3 separate regions of the Homo sapiens genome follow, and regions 1 and 3 are each linked to region 2. A link is a contact called in ENCODE Hi-C or POLR2A ChIA-PET data. All regions are on one chromosome and are shown on one strand. The core of a region is the stretch at or near the end of the contact, and the rest is flanking DNA. Distances in the headings are between cores, read along the strand shown.

Evidence for each region. Hi-C counts contacts between places; a loop is a spot of excess contacts on that map. ChIA-PET counts read pairs that join two places held with the same protein, here RNA polymerase II (POLR2A). Pooled maps may share reads with other maps.
Region 1: a pooled map shows a loop between it and region 2 (23-fold over the local background). The contact joins the promoter of SLC22A4 here to the promoter of HSPA4 in region 2. A Hi-C loop is called at or near these places in 9 of 50 pooled maps. POLR2A ChIA-PET finds 5 or more read pairs at or near these places in 3 of 52 experiments (H1, activated B cell and naive thymus-derived CD8-positive, alpha-beta T cell).
Region 3: a loop to region 2 is called in a pooled map, with 7 times the contacts of the local background. The contact joins the promoter of SLC22A5 here to the promoter of HSPA4 in region 2. A Hi-C loop is called at or near these places in 7 of 50 pooled maps. POLR2A ChIA-PET finds 5 or more read pairs at or near these places in 5 of 52 experiments (GM12878, PC-9, RWPE1 and 2 more).

The regions. Positions count from the first base shown.
Region 1 is chr5:132,292,866-132,297,709 of GRCh38, forward strand. SLC22A4 (solute carrier family 22 member 4) reads left to right here and starts at 1,529. Exons shown (of 10, transcript NM_003059.3): 1 at 1,529-2,144. The coding sequence starts at 1,752. RefSeq lists enhancers at 502-1,120, 937-986 and silencers at 1,217-1,576, 1,647-1,696.
Region 2 is chr5:133,049,168-133,053,659 of GRCh38, forward strand. HSPA4 (heat shock protein family A (Hsp70) member 4) reads left to right here and starts at 2,846. Exons shown (of 19, transcript NM_002154.4): 1 at 2,846-3,190. The coding sequence starts at 3,084. RefSeq lists enhancers at 2,133-3,095, 2,282-2,331, 2,402-2,451, 2,642-2,821, 4,060-4,492.
Region 3 is chr5:132,366,864-132,371,774 of GRCh38, forward strand. SLC22A5 (solute carrier family 22 member 5) reads left to right here and starts at 2,847. Exons shown (of 10, transcript NM_003060.4): 1 at 2,847-3,502. The coding sequence starts at 3,110. It overlaps MIR3936HG (MIR3936 host gene), which reads right to left and starts at 3,053. Exons shown (of 8, transcript NR_110997.1): 1 at 2,981-3,053. RefSeq lists a silencer at 2,730-3,049.

The DNA.
Region 1 (4,844 bases), core at 279-2,778, 760 kb before region 2:
TCTCCAACTTTGCTCTATTATATGGGGTGGAGTAGGGAGATGAAACCCAAGCTAAGTAAGATAATGACCATAATATATCATTCGAAGAAGGATACTTGTGAAAGTAAAGGGAGGCTCTATTAATAATTTCACTGGATTAATAGGCATAAATCAGAGCTGTCCTAGCACATCAGGATGTATAGTCTTATTACAGGTAGGAAACTGAGGTTCCAAGGGGGTGGGAAGTCCTCCTAAGAGGAGGGGTCAGACTGGAAGCTACACAAAAAGAGGCAGAAATGTCCCTCCGCCTCTTAATCGGAGCCTGGGGAAACAAACACACTCGTGCAAAATCTCCAAAGAGGTGAGCTCTTCACCCTGTCAATTTTATCTGCCTCGTGAACCCCAGGGCTCAGGCTCCAGGCCCGGGCTAGCTCACACAACAGCAGAAGGGCCTTAGGTCTGGGCACTGAGCCAAAAAAAGGGAGGCTGTGGTCCCTGCTTTGGTTACCCTGCCGGGTCTGAGCGCCAAATCGGATCTCCTACTTCTCTCTCCCTCCCTCCCTCTGTTCCTGGACTGGGGGCAGGCCCTTCTGCTAACAGAAAGCCTTCCAGTCGGAGAAAGCTCTGACAGCCTGCCGCGATAAAGGGCCCTGGGGGCGTGAGGAGAGCAAGGGGCTCAAAATCAGAACCCAGCGTGACGACAGTGCCTCCATGACTGTGCTCCCGCAATGCGCAGGCTCCATGTCCTGGCGCCCGCCCGCCCATGGACCCGGCGGGGGCTTCCAGGCTGGGCTCAGCCATTACGCCGGCGTGCGGGGGAGGAAACTCGCCTCCCGGGCACTCGGTTGTCTCCTGCCCCCGCCCCTCCCTCCGATCCGGGCCCATCTCTGACGTAGTGTGACCTTGCTCATCCCTTCCAGGCTGTGGGCCTGTTTTCCCTGTGCAAGATGAGGGTCCTGGCTGTCCTGAGGACGCTGTCCGGGCGCCGCCAGGGGTGACCGAATTCAGCTCTGCTAGGACTGTTGGGAAATGAGCTCCCTGTCGGCGTGTGCCAGCCGCCTGCGCGAGGCGCCACAGGAGAGGGCGCGCTCCTGTCGCTCTGCCGCCCCCAGAAGTTTCCCGGGAACCGACTCCACTGACTCGCCCCTCCGCGCCCCACGCGTGGCAGCCTAAGCTCAGCCTCCAGATTGGAGGAGACCGCGGAGGGAACCCTGCTGGGGTCTGGGCCCGGGGCCACGCGGCCCGAGCAGATCGAGGGCCGACCCCTCCGAGAACTCGCTCTCTGGCCTCGGCTCCTCCCTTGCGCCCGCCCTCCCACGTGGGGCCCAGGTCTGGGAATCAGCGCTCGGGGGTGGCTGGGGACAACCGAGAACGAGCTTCTTCCCCGGCACGCGGGCGGAATGGCTGAGCCCAGCCTGGAAGCCCCCGTCAGGTCCTTGGGGGCGGGCGGGCGCGCGAAGCACAGGGCGGAGACAGCCGGGAGCCCAGCCTCCCGGGCTGGGCCGCCCTCCCCTTCCCCGCGCCCGGCCGGGGATGGGGGTGTGGTCCCAAGTGTACAGTGGCATCAAGCTCAGCGCGAGCTCCCGGGAACGCTCCAACGCCTTCAGCCTGTTTCCCAGGAACGGTCCCCGGCTTCGCGCCCCAATTTCTAACAGCCTGCCTGTCCCCCGGGAACGTTCTAACATCCTTGGGGAGCGCCCCAGCTACAAGACACTGTCCTGAGAACGCTGTCATCACCCGTAGTTGCAAGTTTCGGAGCGGCAGTGGGAAGCATGCGGGACTACGACGAGGTGATCGCCTTCCTGGGCGAGTGGGGGCCCTTCCAGCGCCTCATCTTCTTCCTGCTCAGCGCCAGCATCATCCCCAATGGCTTCAATGGTATGTCAGTCGTGTTCCTGGCGGGGACCCCGGAGCACCGCTGTCGAGTGCCGGACGCCGCGAACCTGAGCAGCGCCTGGCGCAACAACAGTGTCCCGCTGCGGCTGCGGGACGGCCGCGAGGTGCCCCACAGCTGCAGCCGCTACCGGCTCGCCACCATCGCCAACTTCTCGGCGCTCGGGCTGGAGCCGGGGCGCGACGTGGACCTGGGGCAGCTGGAGCAGGAGAGCTGCCTGGATGGCTGGGAGTTCAGCCAGGACGTCTACCTGTCCACCGTCGTGACCGAGGTGGGTGCCAGGCCGAGACCGTTGACCCGGGAGTGCCTGACCCTCCCTCTGCGTCAGCCCCCCTTGAGACTCCCTGCGCAGTGCCCGGGTCAGCGCTCCCCTCCCCCTCAAACCTGCTGTTCATACTTCCAGCAGCGGGTGTGCACCCCAAGAAAGAATAGGACTCACGCGAGGCGCATTCCTGGGTCGTTTCTGTCCAATAAGGAGGTGATGGAGAAAGGAGTTTGTCACCAACTGTCTTTTCATTTCCGATTTTCACAACAAATGAAGTTTCCTAAGAACCTAGATGTTGCGTTGGGGGAAGCGCAGCCCCAGGCTACCCAGACGCACTGCCTGAGTCACCTTCCTGCCAGGCATGGGAGGAGGGGTGTGAGGGACCTTGTTACTGGGCAGGGCGGGGCCAAATCTTGTCTGTTCCCTGGCCACAGACTTCTGGAGGCATCAGGAGGTGTACTGCCGTACCATATACTTGTGAGGTTTGGGGTCCTTTCCTGAGGCCCCAGTTTCTCTAAGACAGCAGATGGCCTCCTGAGGCTCATTGGGTGCAAGGAAGCACAGAAGGCGAAACCCCAGCTGGAAGCCCTGGCCCTCAGGGACCTCTCTGAGCACAGGGTGAGTTGGCAGGCAGGGGCTGTAGCCCCTCAGCACCCTGCGTGGTTAGTGGCAGGTTTTCTAAGTTCCAGGAATGAGGATGCACACACACTTCTCCCGCTTTTGCTGCTTCACATCTGGTAAGGACCTGGGTCAGGATACACCTTTCTTCTGAGGAGAGCATCCTCATGGAGCTGTTGCCTGCTATTGGTCAGGCAGGTAGGATTTCCCTGCTGCTAGTCCCTCCTCTGCCTCATGCTCCTCCCAAGAAAAACCTGAGTGGCCTCTGCTAGTCCCTTATCCCTTTCCCTCAGCACGGTATAGCGGTCATCAGACATTGTGTCTGGCCTTGTGCTGAGCACTAAGGTGTGGACATCTGGTGTGTGGAGCCTACCCTCAGATGCCCATGGGGCACACTGGCTGTGTTACTGAGAAGGCTAACATTAACCCTGGTTAGCAATAGGGTTCTGGAACCCAAATTCAAGTCCTGCCTTGCTTGCTATGTGACCTGGGATAAATAAATCACCCTCTCTGTGGGACAATAGGTGGAGGAAATACTCCAAGAAGGGGTGATATGATTTTAGCTGATTCTGAAAATGTGAGCAAGACCTGTCTAGGCAAGAGTATGGGAAATTCAGGTAATGGAATTCTCATATATCGGAGTGGCTGGAACTCAAGGGATGACAGATATGACAAATGAGACTAGAAATGGCCACAAGGGCTAGTTCATAGTGGCCTTCTATGTATACTGAGGAGCTGACTTTATTCGGAGGACAGTGAGAAAATAGTAAGCATTCTAAGGCCAGGTTCGTGCTTTTGGAAAGAGCTCACTCTAGCTGCTATGATAAACAAGAAGACCAGTGAGGAAGTTTTGAAACTCTCCTCTGCAAGAGAATGGTGGCCAGCCAGGCGTGGTGGTTGTCGAATCTGTGGCACCTGTGGGAAGTGGGCTCAGCCCAGGGACTGCCTTTGGATCCCCCAGCATTGGCACCATACCTACCCTGGGCCCTAAGGTGGCCATGCTTCTCTGGATTTGCTTCCCTAGCAGGGGCTCTAGTGCTTGCCCACTCCCTGCCCACAGCATGGCCTGGGAGCAGCTGAGACTGGGGGCCAGCTCATCCCGCGTCGATTCCTGGAAGTGTTATCAGTGCCTGTTATGGAGGCTGGACCCATGAGTGGCAGCCTTCCCTGGCAGCTGGGCTGACCTGTCTGCTTTTCCATTGCTCGCTGGTTTTGTTCACTGTAGGGCGTGAGGGGTGAGTAGCTGCTGGCCTCCAAGTCCATAGCTACTCATGTTGTACGCTGTTCACAGGGACCTCTAAGGATGTACATCATCACACATTCACACACATGCACCAGGATTTGCTTTTTTTGGCAGCTTTTCCCTTCCTGGCTTCCTTTTTGAGTGGTGGAAGTAAAATAAAAAGCAACTAGGGGCTGGGCACAGTGGCTCACGCCTGTAATCCCAGTACTTTGAGAGGCTGAGGCGGGCAGATTACTTGAGGTCAGGAGTTTGAGACCAGCCTGGCCAACATGGTGAAACCCCGTCTCTACTAAAAATACAAAAATTAGCTGGGAGTGGTGGTGCACCCCTGTAGTCCCAGCTACTCGGGAGGCTAAGGCAGGAGAATCACTTCAACCTGGGAGGCGGAGGTTGCAGTGAGCTGAGATCACACCACAGCACTCCAGCCTGGGTGACAGAGCCAGACTGTGTCTCAAAACAAACAAACAAACAACAACAACAACAAAAAACTGGGCTCTGGTGGTTGGGAGGAGGAGGGAAGGAAGCAAGTACCAGGGTAAGCAGGATGGATGGATGGCTCTCCCCCAGAGGGGCGGCAGCACACAGAGTTCTGGAGTCAGACTCAGTAGAGGGCCAGTTTTGACTCCACTGCCAACCACCTGGCTGACTCCAGGCAGGTTACATCACTGATGAAAGCCTCAGTTTCCTTGTCTATAAATTGGGGGTACAAGCGATGAAAAGAGGCTCAACATCACTAATCACTAGGGAAATGCAAATGAAAATCATAAGGAGGTACCACTTTGTACCCTTAAAAATAGTTACTACAAAAAGAAAAAAAAAACACCCAGAAATCCACTTTGGGAGGC
Region 2 (4,492 bases), core at 1,596-4,095:
CCTATGAACACTGTATATTTAAAAACAAACACTTCTGTGATTGCTTAGGACTAAATTTAATCGTTGTATTTGAGAGTGGCATTTAACAACTTCCTGCTTTTAAAATACTTAAATACCTAAGATACTCTGCCAAATGGAAAGAATTTGTTCTCCGAACACAGTGCCTCCAACATTAAATATTCTGGACACTTCGTTGGTTCGCAACTGTGATACTTGGAAACTTGCCACGTTAGATTCTTCAGGATTCTAAAATAACCTTTTCCTGACTTCATTTATTTAAATATCCCAGAATAATCTCTTAAGCTATAAGTTTGATGATCCAGGAAACTATTTATAGGAGGATGAGTACTCTCTGTGACTGATGGTAGTTATGTTTTATTTTGAGAAGGACAAATCATTAAAAAGATTGATAGGGCTGGTGGTATTTTAAACTGAAAGCAGTACCAAGGCAAACAAGGCAGTTGAGGTATGAAGTTGGAACATAATAAGATATGGGTGTAATTTTCATCAACTTAGCTAAGACCTAGGGAGGTCTTCCAATAGAAGGAAGGCAGAAACAGGCAGTAACACAGACAGTGATCTTTTAGGTCCACTGGACACTTTAGCTTAGGCAGCTCGGGTTGTTTGCTCAGTGATTAACAACTGAGATAAACAGATGGAGACAGGACTCTGTCATAATTAAGGTCAACAGTGTGCTTGGTATTATTGATATTGCCCCTAGGTAGGAGAAAAACAGAGGAAGGAAGGTCAAGGTCAACCTAACTTAAAAAAACTTTAAAAAATTGTGGTGAAATATACATAAAATTTACCATTTTCATCATTTTTAAATGTACAAATCTGTCACTGATCATGCACATTGTTATGCAACTACCACCAGCATCTATCTCCAGAACTTTCTCATCTTCCCAAACTGAAACTCTGTATCCCTTAACTCTCCATTTCACTCTACTTGTGAAACCGCTTTTCTGTCTTTATGTAGTTTATTGTAGGTGCCTGATACAAGTGGAATCATATTAAATTTTGAATATAAAATTAAAAATTAAAAAAAATTAATTTTGATTTGTTTGGCTTTCCACTTAGCGTATTTTCAAGGTTCATTCATGCTGTAGCATTTATCAGACTTTCATTCCTTTGTCTTTTCAAAGCTGTATAATGTACTGTTACGCGTATACACTAAATTTAGAAAACTCATTCATCTGTCAATGGACATGTGGATTGTTTCCTCCTTTTAGCTACCGTGAATAAACTACTATGAACATGGGTATACAATGTACAAATATGTCCCTGCTCTCGTTTTTCCAAAGGCTGTTCCTGGCTGCCTCTACTCTTTTTATTCCCAGTACCCTTTTACAGGTAGCACCTGGTACTTGTCTTTGAAGAATTAACAGGTTTTAGTTAGGCAAAATGTGAGAACAGTGTGGCCATTTGCAAGTTTTAATGGTAATCAACCCGGGTTTGGGGTTGCTCCTATAGAGTGAAGTACCTCCGGAGGTGGCAGGAAATGCAGGTATTTAAAGGGAAGGGCATACCAGGGCAATGTAATTTCTTCTTTGCTCATTCACTTTTAAAATGGCTGAAGGGCAGGTACTCTAGCCTTGAGACCTTCAACTCATGATGTACCCTCCAGCAACGGAGAATTTCTTTTTAGTCCTTAAACTATGGTCTCTATTGCTAGTTTTCCAAACTTGAACACAGCCTTTTCCTTTTCTGGGAAGTTGTCCTAGTCTCCACCATTCTGTGCATATAGCACTCGCCATTCTGTACTGGGGTCACCTTTACTTGTTTAGCCACCCTCATGATGGGGATGATCCAGGTTTTGCAGAGGTGAAACTTATATACCATTGGGGGGCCCTACAAATACACAAAACAAATAATTAAAACGACAAATCACAACACATTACTAGAGACTTGGAGATTCAGATTCTCCTTAGATCTCTCTGGGTAATTTATTAGAAATGCTTACATAGATTTGCTTCCTAATCTCAAGCTGGCTTCCCCTCTCCACAACTCAGCAACTATCTATTCTCCCAGGAGGCCATACAAGCGAGGGGCCCTGAAGCTTAACATTTATTAACTTCATGTAAAGGTCTGAGCGGACCTTTCAGGCCAGGCAGCGTGTCACTTGCCTGTGTTCCTTGTTAGGGCCTACCACCGGGTAGGTGCTTGGAATGTGCTGTGGATTAAAGGCTTAAATCCTGCGGGCCCCTCAATCTGATCTAAGGACATGAGTGGCTTAGAGAACGGCGCAACAAGGCTAAGCGAAAGAAAACAAAGCGGTGTGGCTGGGAGTGGGCTCCTTCCCTCCGCTGGTGAGGGTGCGATCTTAGACTCTTGAGAGAACCCGACATAAAGGCCGCGTTCCAATGGCGGCCTTCTCCCCTACCGGCCAACCTGCCCCGAAAAGAGCAGAAGGCACCCTGCGGGATCTGCAGATCAGCTTGCGTCTCATTCTGGGGCACCGACACGGTGGAATGCAAGACACCCCACTACCGGAAGTTTCTTTGATGTTAAGAAAAACGGCGGAAGTAGGCCGCAGCGCTTCCTCAGTATAGTGCCTCGAGCTGGCTCGCCTACTTTCTACGGTAAAGGGAGGTGCTCCACATCTCTATGCAGCTGTGCAGCGCCGCAGGTTCCATGCGCAGGCTCGGTTGGCTAAATGCGCTTTCCAGCCATCTTTCAGCCACCCAGTCCTTTCCCAGGTTCTCGAGCCAGGACGTGACGTATTCAGACGTACTGGGGGCGGGGCCTCAAGGGGAAAAGCGCCTGAGCCGGGATATCGCGAGAACATCCCGTTCTTTCGTAGCTCTGGTGCTGCGGCTCCGCTCTCGTCGCAACGAGATCTTTCGAGATCTTCTCCGCCCCCGCTACCGGCGCCTCCTCTGCGGCCACTGAGCCGGAGCCGGCCTGAGCAGCGCTCTCGGTTGCAGTACCCACTGGAAGGACTTAGGCGCTCGCGTGGACACCGCAAGCCCCTCAGTAGCCTCGGCCCAAGAGGCCTGCTTTCCACTCGCTAGCCCCGCCGGGGGTCCGTGTCCTGTCTCGGTGGCCGGACCCGGGCCCGAGCCCGAGCAGTAGCCGGCGCCATGTCGGTGGTGGGCATAGACCTGGGCTTCCAGAGCTGCTACGTCGCTGTGGCCCGCGCCGGCGGCATCGAGACTATCGCTAATGAGTATAGCGACCGCTGCACGCCGTAAGTGTGGGCCGGGCCTGCCGCGTGCACTGGGGTTAGGAGATAATGCTTGTTCCAGTCTGGGACCCTCGCTGCTTGGGGAACGCGGGCCGAGGAGTCGCCTCCGTTCCGAGCCGAGGTCCCGGTAGGTCAGGGACCCCCAGTAGGTATTAGGACACTAGGGGCCGCGGCCCACTATGAGCGTGGGTGTGTGCTAAGCGCGAGGGCCTTTTCCCCGGTGGCCCGTCGGCCGAAGAAAGGCTTCTGGCCGGTACTCGGACCAGCGGAGGGCACGGGTAGGAACTGGAAGGACTGCAGGCCTAGGATGTAAACGGATCGCGGTCCTTTTCTTGAGGGCAGAGACCAGGCCCAGGTCGTACTGAGTCTTTTGAGTCCAACAGAAAGCTCAGAACTTTGCACACAGCAGGCGCTTAATAATAGTTGAATCGAACGGGTTCTGGGGCTTGCCAGCCGCGAGACCGTGGAGCGGTCAGCGTCCCACGTGAGTGGGGGCGGGGCAGCGCCCGGAAGAGAGCGAGCTGGAGCAGCCTCAGGCACGGGTTCCGGATGGACTCGGGGTCTTGAGATTGGGTTGGCACGGATAGGAATTTAATAAAATCGGTGCTCTTATGATAACTTTGCAATCGCTTTTGTTTTCCACATTATTTCGGGATATTGTGCTATATTGGGTCACTCTCTGTTTTGTGCGCGTTAACCCCTCAATAGGGTTGCACTTTAACGATAATGCATTCTAACCAGTGTGTTGGCCACAATTGTTAGTGGCTCAAGGGCCCGCCTTGACTTCTAGAACCCATAGTAAGTTTTGGGACCAGCATAGACACAGTTCTAAAAAATGGTGGGTCACTCAGGTCTTTCACTGGTTACAGTGTCTGCCTTTTGAATACTTGTAGATACATTTTAATCCGTTGTCGTGTTCTTAGACAAAATCTTGTAAGAAGTTCTGTATTATTTGCCATTCAGGGTCTCTCTTCTTTTTTTTTTTTTTTTTTTCTTTTTTGAGACAGACAGGGTCTCACTCTGGCTGCCCAGGCTGGAGTGCAGTGGTGCGATCTTGGTTCACTGCAGCCTCGACCTCCCTGGCTCCTGGCTCAGGTGATTCTCCCACCTCAGCCTCCTGAGTAGCTGGCGTTGCAGGCGTGCGCCACCATGCTTGGCTAATTTTATTTATTTTTAGTAGAAATCGGGTTTCACTATGTCACTCAGGATGGTCTCGAACTTCTGGACTCAAGCAGTCCTCCAGCCTCGGCCTTCTGGAGTACTGGGCTTACAGGCATGAACCACCGTGCCCTGCCCAGGGGCTCA
Region 3 (4,911 bases), core at 1,597-4,096, 680 kb before region 2:
AATGCTGTATGCTTTTGGTCACATAGACCAATCCTGGTACAGGGATCATTCATTGGGTGCCATCTTGGAGGCAAGCTACCACATCTGCCAGGGTATGAATGCATTTAATCTAAAGTTCTAGCCCTGAACTGTAGGGTTATCTACCATATAAATCAGTTTTACATTTTTTAATATGTAAAATAGGAACATCCCAATTCAGAATATTGCAGGATAAAGGGCCTCAGGTAACTGATTAAGATTCTAAGCTCTCTTTCTCTTTTAAAAGATGAAATTTAAGGCTGGGTATGGTGGCTCCTACCTATAATCCCAGTACTTTGGGAGGCCAAGACGGGGGGATCACTTGAGGTCAGGAATTTGAGACCAGCTTGGCCAAAATGGCAAAACCCTGTCTCTACCAAAAATACAAAAAAAATAGCTGGGTGTAGCGGCGCGTGGCTGTAGTCCCAGGCACTTGGAAGGCTCAGGTGGGAGGATTGCTTGAGCCCAGGAGGTTGAGGCTGCAGTGAGCCAAGACCACCTCACTGCACTCCAGCCTGGGTGACAGAAGGAGACCCTGTCTCAAAAAAAAAATGCAATTTAAATAGTAATGGCATTCAGATAGTAATCACAGTGCACCTGGAACTGGACGGCACCATCTTAGGTTGCTCTCTGCTTTGCGCATGTGGACAAGCCATCTATGACAAATAGTTTCTTTTCTTCCTAAGGATATGCAGCTTCTTTTGTAGTATACTGCATTGTTTTCAGTCCCTTTCAGGAATGTTATCTGATGCCCAACTGATATTTCTCAAATGTTAAAATAAGACTTCTTCATCTTGTTTGGTCTGGACAGAGGTCAACATTCTTCTCATAAAAGCTTTCATTTCTTTTGAAGCATTAAAATAATATTTTAGCACACAAAAAAGGAGTTTATTTTCAAGAAGCTTTGCTTTCTTTTTCAGTTAGTTCTAGATAAGAACTATAACTTCACATAAGATGTTAGAAGGATTTAAGTACATTGCTGAAGGTATAACCATCCATCTTCAGGAAGTAAGAATAGTGAATAGTAAGTATAAAGAAACAAACAAGTCCTGTGATAACATCTTTATCATAATTTTTTTAAGTCTATTATGCTTTATGCAAATGTTTAGATTTCCTTGTTAAAAATCTGCTGGCCAGGTTAGGTTCCCTTTCTGTAGCTTTATTTTCAACTCATAATATAGTGACTATTAAATATTCTTTACTCAACACATTATATTGTAAAAATATACACTTAGTTCTGTTTCTATCACTAAGCCACTACTATTTTAAAAAGGAATATCTTGCATTGTTAAGTTTAGCAGCCCAAATTCTTAAAGGCCTTAGGAATGGTGCTGTCCAATAAGATAACCAATAGCTACATGTGGCTACTGAGCACTTAAAAAATGAGTCTGGCCAGGCATAGTGGCTCACGTCTGTAATTCAGCATTTTGGGAGGCTGAGGTGGGAGGATTGCTTAAACCCAGGAGTCTGAGACCAGCCTGGGCAACACAGGGATGCCTTGTCTCTGTAAAATAAAAAAAATAAAAAAATTAGCTGGGCACGGTGGCATGTGCCTGTAGTCCTAGCTACTCAGCAGGCTGAGGCAGGAGGCCCACTTAAGCTTAGGAGTTCAGGGCTGCGGTGAGCTATGATTGTGCCACTGCACTCTAGCCTGGGTGACACAGTGGGACCGTGTCTCCAATAAATAAATGAATAAATAAATATTAAAAAATAAAAAGTGTGGCTAGTCCAAATTGAAATGTGCTGTAAAATACACACTGGATTCCTTTTTTTTTTTTTTTCAAATCCTGAGAACCTGTGAAACACACTGAATTCTTAAGATTTAGTATGAGGAGGGGAAAAAAAGATCAATGATTTACATATAACAATGTAAAATATCAATAATTTCTATATTGATTATATGATGAAATGATCATGTTCTGGATATACTTGATTAAATATACCATTAAAGTTAATTTCATCTTTTATTTTTACTTTTTAAATATGCAGCATTGCCCAATAAAATACAGGACAACCAGTTACATTTTTATTTTATATATTCCTGCTTGGGACATAATATTTAAAAATTATTCATTCTATATCTGAAATTCAAATTTAACTAGGAGTCCTATATTTTTATTTGCTAAATCTGGCAATTTTATTAATATGGCTACTAGAAAAGTTAACATAACAAATGTAGCTCCTTATCCTATGGAACATTGCTGCTTTAGAATCACCTCGCTGCTTTTTTTTTTTTTCCAGTTAGCTTCTGAATAAACTCTGCACGGAAATAACTAATCTGTGGGGAATATTTAACCCTAGGCTAGGATCGTTAATCGTGAAGTTAAATTTTTACATCTGCATGAACAAAATGGCTTGTTACAGACGAAAATGTGGAAAGGGCATCTGGACTAGAATGAAAAGTCATAGCTCCCAGCCTCTCTACTAGGGTAGTTAACAGTCCCAGGTTCAAAATAATCCCCGTCCCTCTTATAAGATTAGGCGGTGTCAAGAGCAACTATCTGTGAGACCCTGGGCCAGTGACTTTCTCCTTACCTCCGCCCCCAAGTAGGCCTTGCAAAAAGCTGGGAGGGGTGCGTTTTCAACACTGGAGCTTCGCGGCCGCTCTCCCACTCGCTCCCCGCCCGGCGCTAGAGGAGCGAGTTCGGACTCGGACCCCAAGGCCTCGAGTCCCGCTGCCTTCCTAAGCCGAGCCCGGGCTACCTCGGTCGTCCCCAGCAGGCTTGGCTGGCAGAGGCCGGGCCTCGCCAGGTCCCCAGGACAGGCCCCGCCCGGGCCTCAGGTGCACTCCCGGCCCGCCCCGCGCCCTCGCGTCCCGCCCCAGCTCCGCCTTCGCCGGCGCCGCTCTGCCTGCCAGCGGGGCGCGCCTTGCGGCCCAGGCCCGCAACCTTCCCTGGTCGTGCGCCCTATGTAAGGCCAGCCGCGGCAGGACCAAGGCGGCGGTGTCAGCTCGCGAGCCTACCCTCCGCGGACGGTCTTGGGTCGCCTGCTGCCTGGCTTGCCTGGTCGGCGGCGGGTGCCCCGCGCGCACGCGCAAAGCCCGCCGCGTTCCCCGACCCCAGGCCGCGCTCTGTGGGCCTCTGAGGGCGGCATGCGGGACTACGACGAGGTGACCGCCTTCCTGGGCGAGTGGGGGCCCTTCCAGCGCCTCATCTTCTTCCTGCTCAGCGCCAGCATCATCCCCAATGGCTTCACCGGCCTGTCCTCCGTGTTCCTGATAGCGACCCCGGAGCACCGCTGCCGGGTGCCGGACGCCGCGAACCTGAGCAGCGCCTGGCGCAACCACACTGTCCCACTGCGGCTGCGGGACGGCCGCGAGGTGCCCCACAGCTGCCGCCGCTACCGGCTCGCCACCATCGCCAACTTCTCGGCGCTTGGGCTGGAGCCGGGGCGCGACGTGGACCTGGGGCAGCTGGAGCAGGAGAGCTGTCTGGATGGCTGGGAGTTCAGTCAGGACGTCTACCTGTCCACCATTGTGACCGAGGTGGGTGCCGGCCCCTGCTGGGGCTGAGACCAGGGCTCGGAGGACCTGTCGCGGTCCTTGAACCCGAGCTCCTCTCTCCCAGATGCGCACTGGACGCTGTCACTCCCCCTCCCCCAACGGTCAACACCCTAGCGATGGAGACCCTCCAGCCAGGTGGCTTGGGAACGCTTCACGAGGTGACCTCCAGCCACAGTGTGCTCCTCCCTGCACAGGTGGTCAGTCTGGCCTCCCGTCCTGATGGCCACTTTGAAGAGGGTACCAGGAAGGTCCTGGCGGTCCCTGGGCGATGCTCTATGGCCCTGTGTGTCCAGGACTTACTCTAGTTGGGGTTGGGGGTGGTAAGTAGCAGAGCCAGGACTTGGGCCAGGGGCTATCCCGTTTTTCCTCTAGTCTCTTGATTTCTTTTTAGAAGAGAAGAAATACTTCTCTTTCCTGAACTTTTAAAAGTTAAATAAAGCATGTGTATACAACTGCCTCTTCCCTTTTTCCTCTAGTTACTCCTTCCCCTACCGTCCACAACCCAAAAACGACAATCTGGTCATGCCCTGTAAGTAATTGTTTGCCTTTTCCCATGGTCAGTTGTCAGTCTTTTTTTTTTTTGAGACAGAGTCTCCCTCTGTCACCAGGCTGGAGCGCAGTCGTGTGTTCTTGGCTCACTGCAACCTTCGCAGTCGTGCGTTCTTGGCTCACTGCAATCTTCGCCTTCCGGGCTCAAGTGATTCTCCTGCCTCAGTCTCCGAGTAGCTGTGAGCCACGACGCCCAGCTAATTTTTGTGTTTTTAGTAGAGACGGGGTTTCACCGTGTTGGCCAGGATGGTCTCGATCTCTTGACCTCGTGATCTGCCTGCTTCTGCCTCCAAAGCTGGGATTACAACCGTGAGCCACCACGCCAGGCCGTCAGTTGTCACTCTTTAAGATCCATTCATCTGAAGATGGGTTCAGGGTGACTTGTTGACCTGGAATATTTTCTCAGGTATTATGAGGCAAGGCTGTCGGCCAGATTTAGTTAAAGCATACAGCCTTAGGTCATAGGGTGTAGGGGAGCCTTTCTCATTTCTCATCCCCTTGGATTTTCCCTCTGGGTGGTTTTGTCTGTCCCCTCCGAACCTGTTGGAGCAGTTGTTGGAGCTGGATGTAGGAACATGATGTTAATGATGTATGTGTTTTGTGTCTTTTTTAGACACTGGCACTCTAGCTCCCTGAAGTTTCAGCAGCATTGAGTAAGTAGCCAGTGAATAGCCCTCATTGATAGATAGGCTCACTAAATGTGCAGATGACCAATTCGCAGGTTAGAGAAGGCTTCCCAGAAGAGGAGGCCTCTCCGTGAGCCTAGGGTGTTCAGCTCAGCATAATAGTGAGCTGAAGGCCCCAGTGCAGCAGCAAGAAACCACCCAGCAGGACGGCGGAGT